Regions from separate parts of the Homo sapiens genome. Here region 1 is linked to region 2. A link is an interaction called in ENCODE POLR2A ChIA-PET data of the cell type or tissue named here. Cell type or tissue: OCI-LY7. All regions are shown on one strand. Each heading gives the region's core, and the rest is flanking DNA. Links, peaks and the distances in the headings are about the cores only.

The links. Peaks named below come from ENCODE experiments on the same cell type or tissue, not always from the same donor. Only the 100,000 strongest peaks of a DNase experiment are listed, where the experiment ranks them.
Region 1: POLR2A ChIA-PET joins it to region 2 with 5 read pairs; 2 of 35 experiments call an interaction of 5 or more read pairs at or near these places.

What each region holds. Positions count from the first base shown.
Region 1 is chr2:98,761,438-98,765,834 of GRCh38, forward strand. It overlaps LINC02611 (long intergenic non-protein coding RNA 2611), which reads right to left. Exons shown (of 4, transcript NR_126337.1): 4 at 1-1,141. Among named protein-coding and RNA genes, the nearest start is that of LINC02611, 8.3 kb to the right of the region's middle. In OCI-LY7, for the core only: no CTCF peak of the experiment used is centred there; DNase peaks (open chromatin) are centred at 174, 1,984 and 3,255; H3K4me3 peaks cover 2,961 bases; H3K27ac peaks cover 3,672 bases.
Region 2 is chr2:98,621,811-98,626,207 of GRCh38, forward strand. MGAT4A (alpha-1,3-mannosyl-glycoprotein 4-beta-N-acetylglucosaminyltransferase A) reads right to left here. Exons shown (of 16, transcript NM_012214.3): 15 at 3,913-4,025; 16 at 1-3,782. The coding sequence ends at 3,756. Among named protein-coding and RNA genes, the nearest start is that of UNC50, 15 kb to the left of the region's middle. In OCI-LY7, for the core only: no CTCF peak of the experiment used is centred there; a DNase peak (open chromatin) is centred at 2,021.

The DNA.
Region 1 (4,397 bases), core at 70-4,069, 140 kb after region 2:
TTGGAAACTCAGCCAAGATTCTGAAACTGCCTTGCCTAAAGCAGAGGCATCAGAGAATGCACCTATTCATAAACCCGTCCCAGGCGCTTGTGAAAAGATACACTGACATTTAGGCAGGAAATGCACACAAGGTAATTCATTCCTATTGAAGCTCACTGAGCATCAATCTGGTTGCGATATGAATTATTCATGTCCCCCCCCACCCCGCCGCCGCTGCCACGCCAGCCTCATGTTCAAGGCTGATGTCAGTGCAGGACCCATAGCTCCTCTCTCTAGGCCCTTTCCCGGGCAGCTGTGCACAGATCAACACCCCGTCCTAGAGCCAGCTCTCATTCTCTCTGTGGTGAGGGCTCACCTACACGGACCCAGAGGCTGCGATCGACACCTGATGGGCCACTACAATTCAATTTTCTTGTCCATCTGCTAGAAGACAGATGAATTCATCCAACAGCCAGCCCAGGACTCCAGAGGAAACAACTTGAGATAATTTATGAATTGATTTATGCCACTTCTCTTTCCACAAAGAATGTATGGTGGCTGCATAATATGCCTTTTGTTGAACTTACCAAATCGTTCTCTCATTTCATGTTGTGGACGTCCTAGTAGGGAGTGATAAATGCATATGCTATAAGGCCCAAACAGTTATGCTGATGGGGAGCAAGGAGCAAGCGACAGGGAGTGGTGGAGACTGTGTCCAACGGAAGAGCACCTGACCCACCTGCAGGGGCAGCCGCTGCCCATCCAAGCTGGTCGTTGCCTGTGATGATGCTCTTGGTGTTGCAAATCCTCTGATTTGTTACAAAAGGTCAGATTCCCAGATTTTAATTTGGAGATCTCCTAATTTTTGAAGTGTGGGGCTGAATAAACCTGCCTATTGGTCCAATTCAGCCAGCCAGTTGATAGTCCCTGATCTTGTTTGTTTGCTTGTATAAATGGCAGGCTTTCATGCCAAGGATTCTAACTTCATGTTCTTTTTTATTCCCTCTACCCTTCATCCCTCCTTCCACAGTACATAGCATTTATACCAATTATGATTTTCAGAATTAGACACCAATTTACCATCCTCATAGTTGCTCCGGATGCATCTTTTTTGTTATTTCCTTTTGTGTCCTCCTCCTTTTTTCTCGAAGTTCTCCAGACTCTGAGAGAGGAGGGGAAGCGAGAACAGGAGTCGATAATGGCCCTTTTCCAGCCACACACCCTCATCTGTAAGAAAATGTGGCTGAGTCTCCCTCTCCACGCTTTATCTTCTGTGTTGCCGAAGCATTGCCAGAATGTCAGGGCTCAGGAGAAAAGAGGGGAAGGATGCCAGATGAGGGTCTGGAAGGTCTCTCCTTTGTTGTAAGGCAGCAGTGGAGCAGTTAAAGGCATGAGGGACCTGCCTCCATACATCCTCTGCCAGGCGTGACTGAACTCCCACCCGCCTCCCCATGTGCCTCCCAACGGTGGGACACTTTCTTTTCTGGGGCTTGCCACTGCCTCCTAATGATCTCCCCCATTCAACTAGATACTTTGTCTTTGATGACAAGCCCTGGGGTCCCAAAGAAACCTGGGCTATATGCACAAGTAACCAGAATCCGCGAGTCAAATTCAGTTTCAGTAATTGGCTATTTGAGTCTAAGGGGTAGTTTGTTTAGTTCTTTGTTTTTTCTTTTTCGTTTCCTATAGTATTGATAAAGACACAGATTAGGCCAGGTGTGGCAACTCACACCAGTAATCCCAGGGCTTTGGGAGGCTGAGGCAGGAGGATCGCTTGAGCCCCAGAGTTTGAGGTCAGCCTGGGCAACTAACAAGAGACCCAGCTCTACAAAAACTTTAAAAATTAGCCAGGTGGTGTGGTGAGTACATATGGCCCCAGCCACATGAGAGGCTGAGGCCAGAGGATCATCTGAGGCCAGAAGTTCAAGGCTGCAGTGAGCCCGGATGGCACCACTGCACTCCAACCTGGGCAGCAGAGTGAGACGCTAGTCTCAAAAAAAAAAAAAAAAAAAAAAAAAGATGCAAATTGACCTATGTGACAGGAAGCAGGTCCAGACGACTGTTTTTCAATTGACAAATAGAAATTATATATATTTATGATGTACTACGTGTTTTATATATGTTTACATTGTGAAATGACTAAATCACACTAATTAACATATGCAATCTACTCTCAGCACATTTCAAGCATACAATACATTGTTATTAACTATAGACACCGTGCTGTATAATAGACCTCTTGAACTTCTGCCTAACTGAAAATTGGTATTCTCTGGCCATTAAAGGCATTCCCCATCACCTCTGCCCTGACTCCCTGTTAACCACCATTCCACTTTGCTGTTATGAGTTTGAGGTTTTTAGGTTTCTCTTATGAATGAAATAATGTGGTATTTCCCTTTCTGTGCCTAGCTTATTTCACTTAGCAAAATGTCCACAGCTTCATCCACGTTGTTGTAAATAACAGGATTCCCTTGTTTTCTAAGGCTGAATAGCATTTCATTGCATTTATATACCACATTTTAAAAATCCATTTATCCATTGATACACACATAGGTTGATTTTATATCTTGGCTATTGTGCATAATGCTGCAGTGAACATGTAAGTGCAGATAACTCTTTGCCATGCTGATTTCTTTTCAGAAATCAATCAAAAAGAAAATTTTGAAACAGGATCTTATTCTGTTATCCAGGCTGGAGTGCGGTGGCATGCTTAGGGCTCACTGCAGCCTCGACCTCCCAAGTTCAGGCAATCCTCCTGCCTCAGCCTTCTGAGTAGCTGAGACCACAGGTGTGCACCACCAAACTCAGCTAATTTTTAAATTGTTAGTAGAAATGAGGTCTCCCTATGTTGCTCACCATGTTGGTCAGGCTGGTCTCAAATTCTTGACCTCAGGTGATCCACCTGCCTGAGCAACATAGGGAGACCCCTGGACTTGAACCCCTGAACTCAAATGATCCTCCTACCTCAGTTTCCCAAAGTGCTAGGATGACAGGTCTGAGCCAGCACCCCCAATCGATATACTGATTTCATTTCCTTTGGATGTGTATGGTAGTTCAATTTTTAATTTTTTGAGGAAGCTCCATACTGTTTTCCATGATAGTTATACTAATTTCCATTCCTACCAACTGTGTAGCAATGTCCCTTCTCTCCACATTTCCTTATTGGTGCTCAGAAGTCAAAATTTGAGGAACTACAGTATTAGTATAAAAAATGTTAAAGCACTTTTATGGGAATTGAAAGAAGACAGCTGCAATTTCAGGAAACTGATTAAGAAACACTTGGTCATGCAACATTTGCTCCACATTTTCAAGAATGTGTTAATCAGTTCTCCGCTTTTTAAAGAATGTGATGGGCCAGGTGTGGTGGCTCATGCCTGTAATCCCAGCAGTTCGGGAGGCCGAGGCAGGTGGATCACCTGAGGTCAAGAATTTGAGACCGGCCTGACCAACATGGTGAAACCTGGTCTCTACCAAAAATACAAAATTAGCCGGGCATGGTGGCGCATGCCTATAATCCCAGCTACTCGGGAGGCTGAGGCAGGAGACTTGCTTGAGTCTGGGAAGCGGAGGTTGCAGTGAGCCAAGATTGCGCCACTGCACTCCAGCCTGGGCAACAACAGCAAAACTCCATCTCAAAAAAAAAAAATGGGATGGGATGGGTGCAGTGGCTCATGCCTGTAATTCCAAAACTTTGAGAGGCCAAGGCAGGCAGATCCCTTGAGCTCAGGAGGTTGAGACCAGCCTGGGCAACATGGTGAAACTCTGTCTCTACAAAAAATACAAAAATTAGCCAGGCAAGATGGTACACACCTGTGGTCCCAGCTACTTGGGGGGCTGAAGCAGGAGGATTGCTTGAGCCCAGGGGGTTGAGGCTGCAGTGAGCCAAGTTGGCACCACTATACTATAGTCTGCATATCAAAGTGAAATCCTGTCTCAAAAAAAAAAAGAATGTGACAAATATAATGTAGCCTTTTATTGATGACTCGGGTCAATTACTTATGATCGGAAATTCTATTTCAGCCTGTAATCCCAGCACTTTGGGAGGCCAAAGCAGGCGGATCACTTGAGGTCAGGAATTCGAGACCAGCCCTGCCAACATGGTGAAACCCCGTCACCACTAAGAATACAAAAATTAGCTGGGCATGGTGGTGCACGCCTGTAATCCCAGCCACTCAAGAGACCGAGGCAGGAGAATCGCTTGAATGCGGGAGGTCGAGCCTGCAGTGAGCCAAGATTGCACCACTGCACTCCAGCCTGGGTGACAGAGTGAAGCACCATCTCAAAAAAAAAAAAAAAAAAATTGTATTTCAATTCAATAAGAATTTACTGAGCCTCTCTACTTTGTGCCAAGCACTACACATTGACCTTTAACCATTTTTAAATTTACTTTAAAACTAGGCCTTGAAAACATTGTGCTA
Region 2 (4,397 bases), core at 313-4,312:
GCCTTCATAATTTTGCTTATAGTTTTAAAAATAACAACACCTTCTAATTATTGACTAGTGCAACCACTGATTTGAGAAGATACACACTTTGTTCAAGGGTATTCAACCATCTCCAATTGTTGAACAAATACACACATACGTATCTACAGCCTATGTGCTAAATAATCCTTTGTGTTAACTTTTTCCAAAGCTTTTCAATCACACTGTCTGTTCTGACTACACAGTATGGTACAGCGCGTGATGTGGAGAATGCATGAGACTAAGATAAAGAACTTAAGAAATCTTACATCTTAGAATCCTAGAAATGGGTCCTCAGCTTTCTCTTCTCACCCAAAATATTCATCATCATTTGCATTATGTTCTATTCCCATGTCTGCTTTTAACCTCATGAGAATGTATTAATTGTGGTTTCTAAGCTGTTCATAATTAGCACTCTGGACACAGTACTGTTCAACAGAGCTTTCTGCAGTGATGGAAAAGTTCTGCATCCGTGGTGTCAAGTGTGGTGGCCACTAGCTCCACATGGCCACTGAGTACTTGGAATGTCACTAGTGTGTGTGATGGCAGAACCGGGTAAAAAAATGTTTTTATTTAAACAGCCCCCATGTGTCTACTGGCTATATGTGTTTTTAAAACTAGTCCCAACCTTTGACACTTTTTCCATTTACTATTTTGGTAAAATGATTCGGCGCCCTCTCAAGGCAAAGTATTTACCTTCTTCCAGTTCCAGGGACTCTTCCCCTCCCTTAATCTTCTGCCCTCACACTGCTCTTAAGGGCGACCACTACAATTTCCTGCTTGGGGAAAGGATGGCTGCTTCTACTAGTTGAGTGCAGAACTGGGCAGAAAGGAGGGAGTAACTAACAGTGAGAGGCCCTGAGCACCCACCATAGGAGAGGACAGATGAGCAGTATGAGCTGCAGGCTCGCCTCAGGAACCTGAAATCTGGTCAGAGAGACAGCACACACCATACACACAAACAATCAAAAACTAGACAACCGATTGTGTATGCAAGAGTATGGCAACGACAGCAGGGAGAGGGAGTTAAGAGAGAGAAAGGGGGCTGGACATGGTGGCACACACCTATAATCCCAGCACTTTGGGAGGCTGAGGCAGGAGGATTGCTTGAGGCCAGAGATCGAGGCTGCAGTGAGCTATGAGAGCACCACTGCACTCCAGCCTGGGCAACAAAGCGAGACCCTGTCTCAAAAATAATACAAAATGATAAAAAGAGAAAGAGGAGGGCAGGCTGGAATAATTGGTCTCACATCCAGATGCTGACTGGCCACCTGCCACGTGCCTGGCACACACCCTAGGCACGGGTAGATTCATGGGGAGAGAAGCACAAAAAAGTCCTGGAATGATAGGAAAGATTTGGCTAAAAGGAGTCTTGGGAACAAGAATGAGTTTCTTGGGAACAACAGGTGGACCAATGCTGGGAGGGCAAACTGCATGAAAACAGGAAAAAGCTAGCCAGGCAGGCTGTCTTTAAAGAAGTTGTAACAAATCACACCAGGTGCTGCAATAACTTTCTCCTCCCTAGATTTTCAGAGCATGGTCTTTCTTCATGAAACCAGAGTTGGCAACTGAGGAACCAGGGACCCAAGAGTACTCCTAAGCCCACCTGCAGAGATTTTTACTTCTGGTACTCAGTTATCTTTGCAGTAATTTAGTATACCAAGCTGGTGCCAAAATTTTATGACAAAAGGTTATTCCTGTTTTTGAATGAAATTTGCTCATGGGCACTGGGCCAAGGAAATTTGAGAAGAAAAAAATTCAAGAAAGTGAAAAGTAAATTTAAAACATCCTAATAAAAAAATTTCAACTGGCCTTTAACTGACATAAAAATCATTTTTGGCAATGTGATTGACTTTTCAATCAAGAAAAGTAACTAAAAATTATAACAACATGGAGTGATGGAAATAATTGTACTGTATCAGTGTTTCCAAACGTTTGCACTTTGTAACACAGCACAGGAAATGATGCTATTTCATGCTGTTGGTTCAGCACATTGGGTAACTAGATGAAGCTCCTCCAGGCTAGAGGCAGCCAGCTGGAACCTTGCCCCAGCGCTAGGCCCCAGCCAGTGGTCACTCTGAAAGCTCAGCAGAATCCATCTCTGCCCGTCTGCAACCAACCTGCAACCCACTTGTGGCACCCCAGTGTGTCCAAGCAGACTGGCTGGGAACTGATGTTGATACTTCATCTTTTTTTTTTTTTGAGACGGAGTCTAGCTGTGTCGCCCAGGCTGGAGTGCAGTGGTGCGATCTCAGCTCACTGCCAGCTCTGCCTCCTGGGTTCACGCCATTCTCCTGCCTCAGCCTCCCAAGTAGCTGGGATTACAGGCACCTGCCACCACGCCTGGCTAATTTTTTGTATTTTTAGTAGAGACAGGGTTTCACCGTGTTAGCCAGGATGGTCTTGATCTCCTGACCTCGTGATCCGCCCGCCTCGGCCTCCCAAAGTGCTGGGATTACAGGCGTGAGCCACAGCGCCTGGTGATAATTCATCATTTTTTAAAAGTACTTTTATAAAGATCACTGATTGCTGAGACCGGTAATATTCTTTGTTTATAGTAGTAATATCATTTGGAATAGCGTGTTTAAGAGTAATAAATACAGTCTCTTGGACACGGGACTCACTTATCAGTTCATACTACAATAAAATCATTTTGGAAAATATACTACTAATAATATATTTCACCAAAAAACAATATTACAATTTTCTTTAAAATTATACCAATTATGACTCATACAATAGCAACACCTAGAAAACATTTTGTCTGACGTCATAAAATGAGTGCAGATATAAAAGAATCAACAGCAGATAATGCACCTAATTCATGGATTAAAGACAAAGATTAAAAAGGAAAGAAGAGTTTGTCATTTTACATATCAGAGGAAATATAATAAGTTAAGTCTACAATAATCTGGGTTGAATGCATCACACTTACACATTGAAAATTTATCAGACTGACTTTCTGTGGCTATACACCATACACAGTATAGTAAAGTAACCCTCAGGAAGGACATTAGTCTTTAAAATCTTGGCTTTAAGGAATGACAAATGTCTTTGAAAATATTTTGTTCAGTCACTGTGATTATAAAAGTACTTCAATTAAGAAATCCATCTATAATCAATCTTAAATGGCAGTGCATTTGAAAAATGGCATTGGTTTGTAATGTTTGCATTTCCAAAGAAAAATATAGAAAGAACTTAAAAAAGCAAGGAAACTGGTTTTCAAAAAAAGTATCGATTCAAAAATCTACTGCACAAAAATATGTACTTCTTAAGTGTTTCTAATAAATTAATTCCATAACATTTTTATGTATATTTATATATTTATATATATAATCCCTGATAATCTATAAAAGAGGGTCTATAATAGTAAAATAAGTGAACCTCAAAAGTACCCCCTTCATAAAATGTATGTAACATTAGTTTTTCTCAAATTTAAAGAATGTAACAATATGTACAACTCTTATGTATTAGTATAATACCAAAATAGTACAAGTCATATTAACAGGCTGTCATAATTGAAAAATGTTTGAGTCAAGTTAAAATCTGAGGACAGCTTAGTTTCAAACAAATACAATTATTATGGGAGATTCACTTTCCAAGTGGAAATGACAATCGTCTTATCTACAGTAGACTTCACAAGAGGTAGTGTTCAAGTAGAAATAAAAAAAAGATACATGCTTAACTATCTTTAATTAACAAATTCACAGGAAAAAATGTGTTGGTTTCTCAGATGATCAGTTGGTGGCTTTTTTAATATGAATCTGAAATACAAAATCATAAAAGGTATGATAAAGCTGTTAATTCTCAATTCCAAAAAGGCCTTAAATACAAAATAAAAACATAATAAAAATGTAGTTTCTAAGTTGTTTCACTGATTTGATATATGCTTACCTCATTAAGAATGGCCCAAACAGCAGAATTCTGAATAACTGAAAGTCGAAAGGCTGAAATGGGATTGAGACTTGGATCCACCATTCCTTCTGCAACACCATTCTCAAATTTTCCTTCAAAATAAAAATCAATACTTGTTGGATACACCGAGATAAGCAAACATAAAATATCACTGAGTTAAGGCAGGAAAGGAATACACCAAAATATTTCTAGTAGATGTCTTTTGACAGGGCACAGGTAATTTCTTTCCCCCTTCTTTCTACTTTCATTCAGCTTTTATATTTTTCATGAAGAAGTGCATATTTAAAAACTTCACAATTTACTTAATTAGGCAGAGCTATAATTTTTCTCACTACAAATTAAAAAACAAAAATATATTTGTTCTTATATCAACCATGTTTTAAACTATAGGTTTTTTGTAAATTGTGATTTACCTAAATCTTACCAAAATATAATCTGTACCATCACGCAGTCTGATTGCTTTG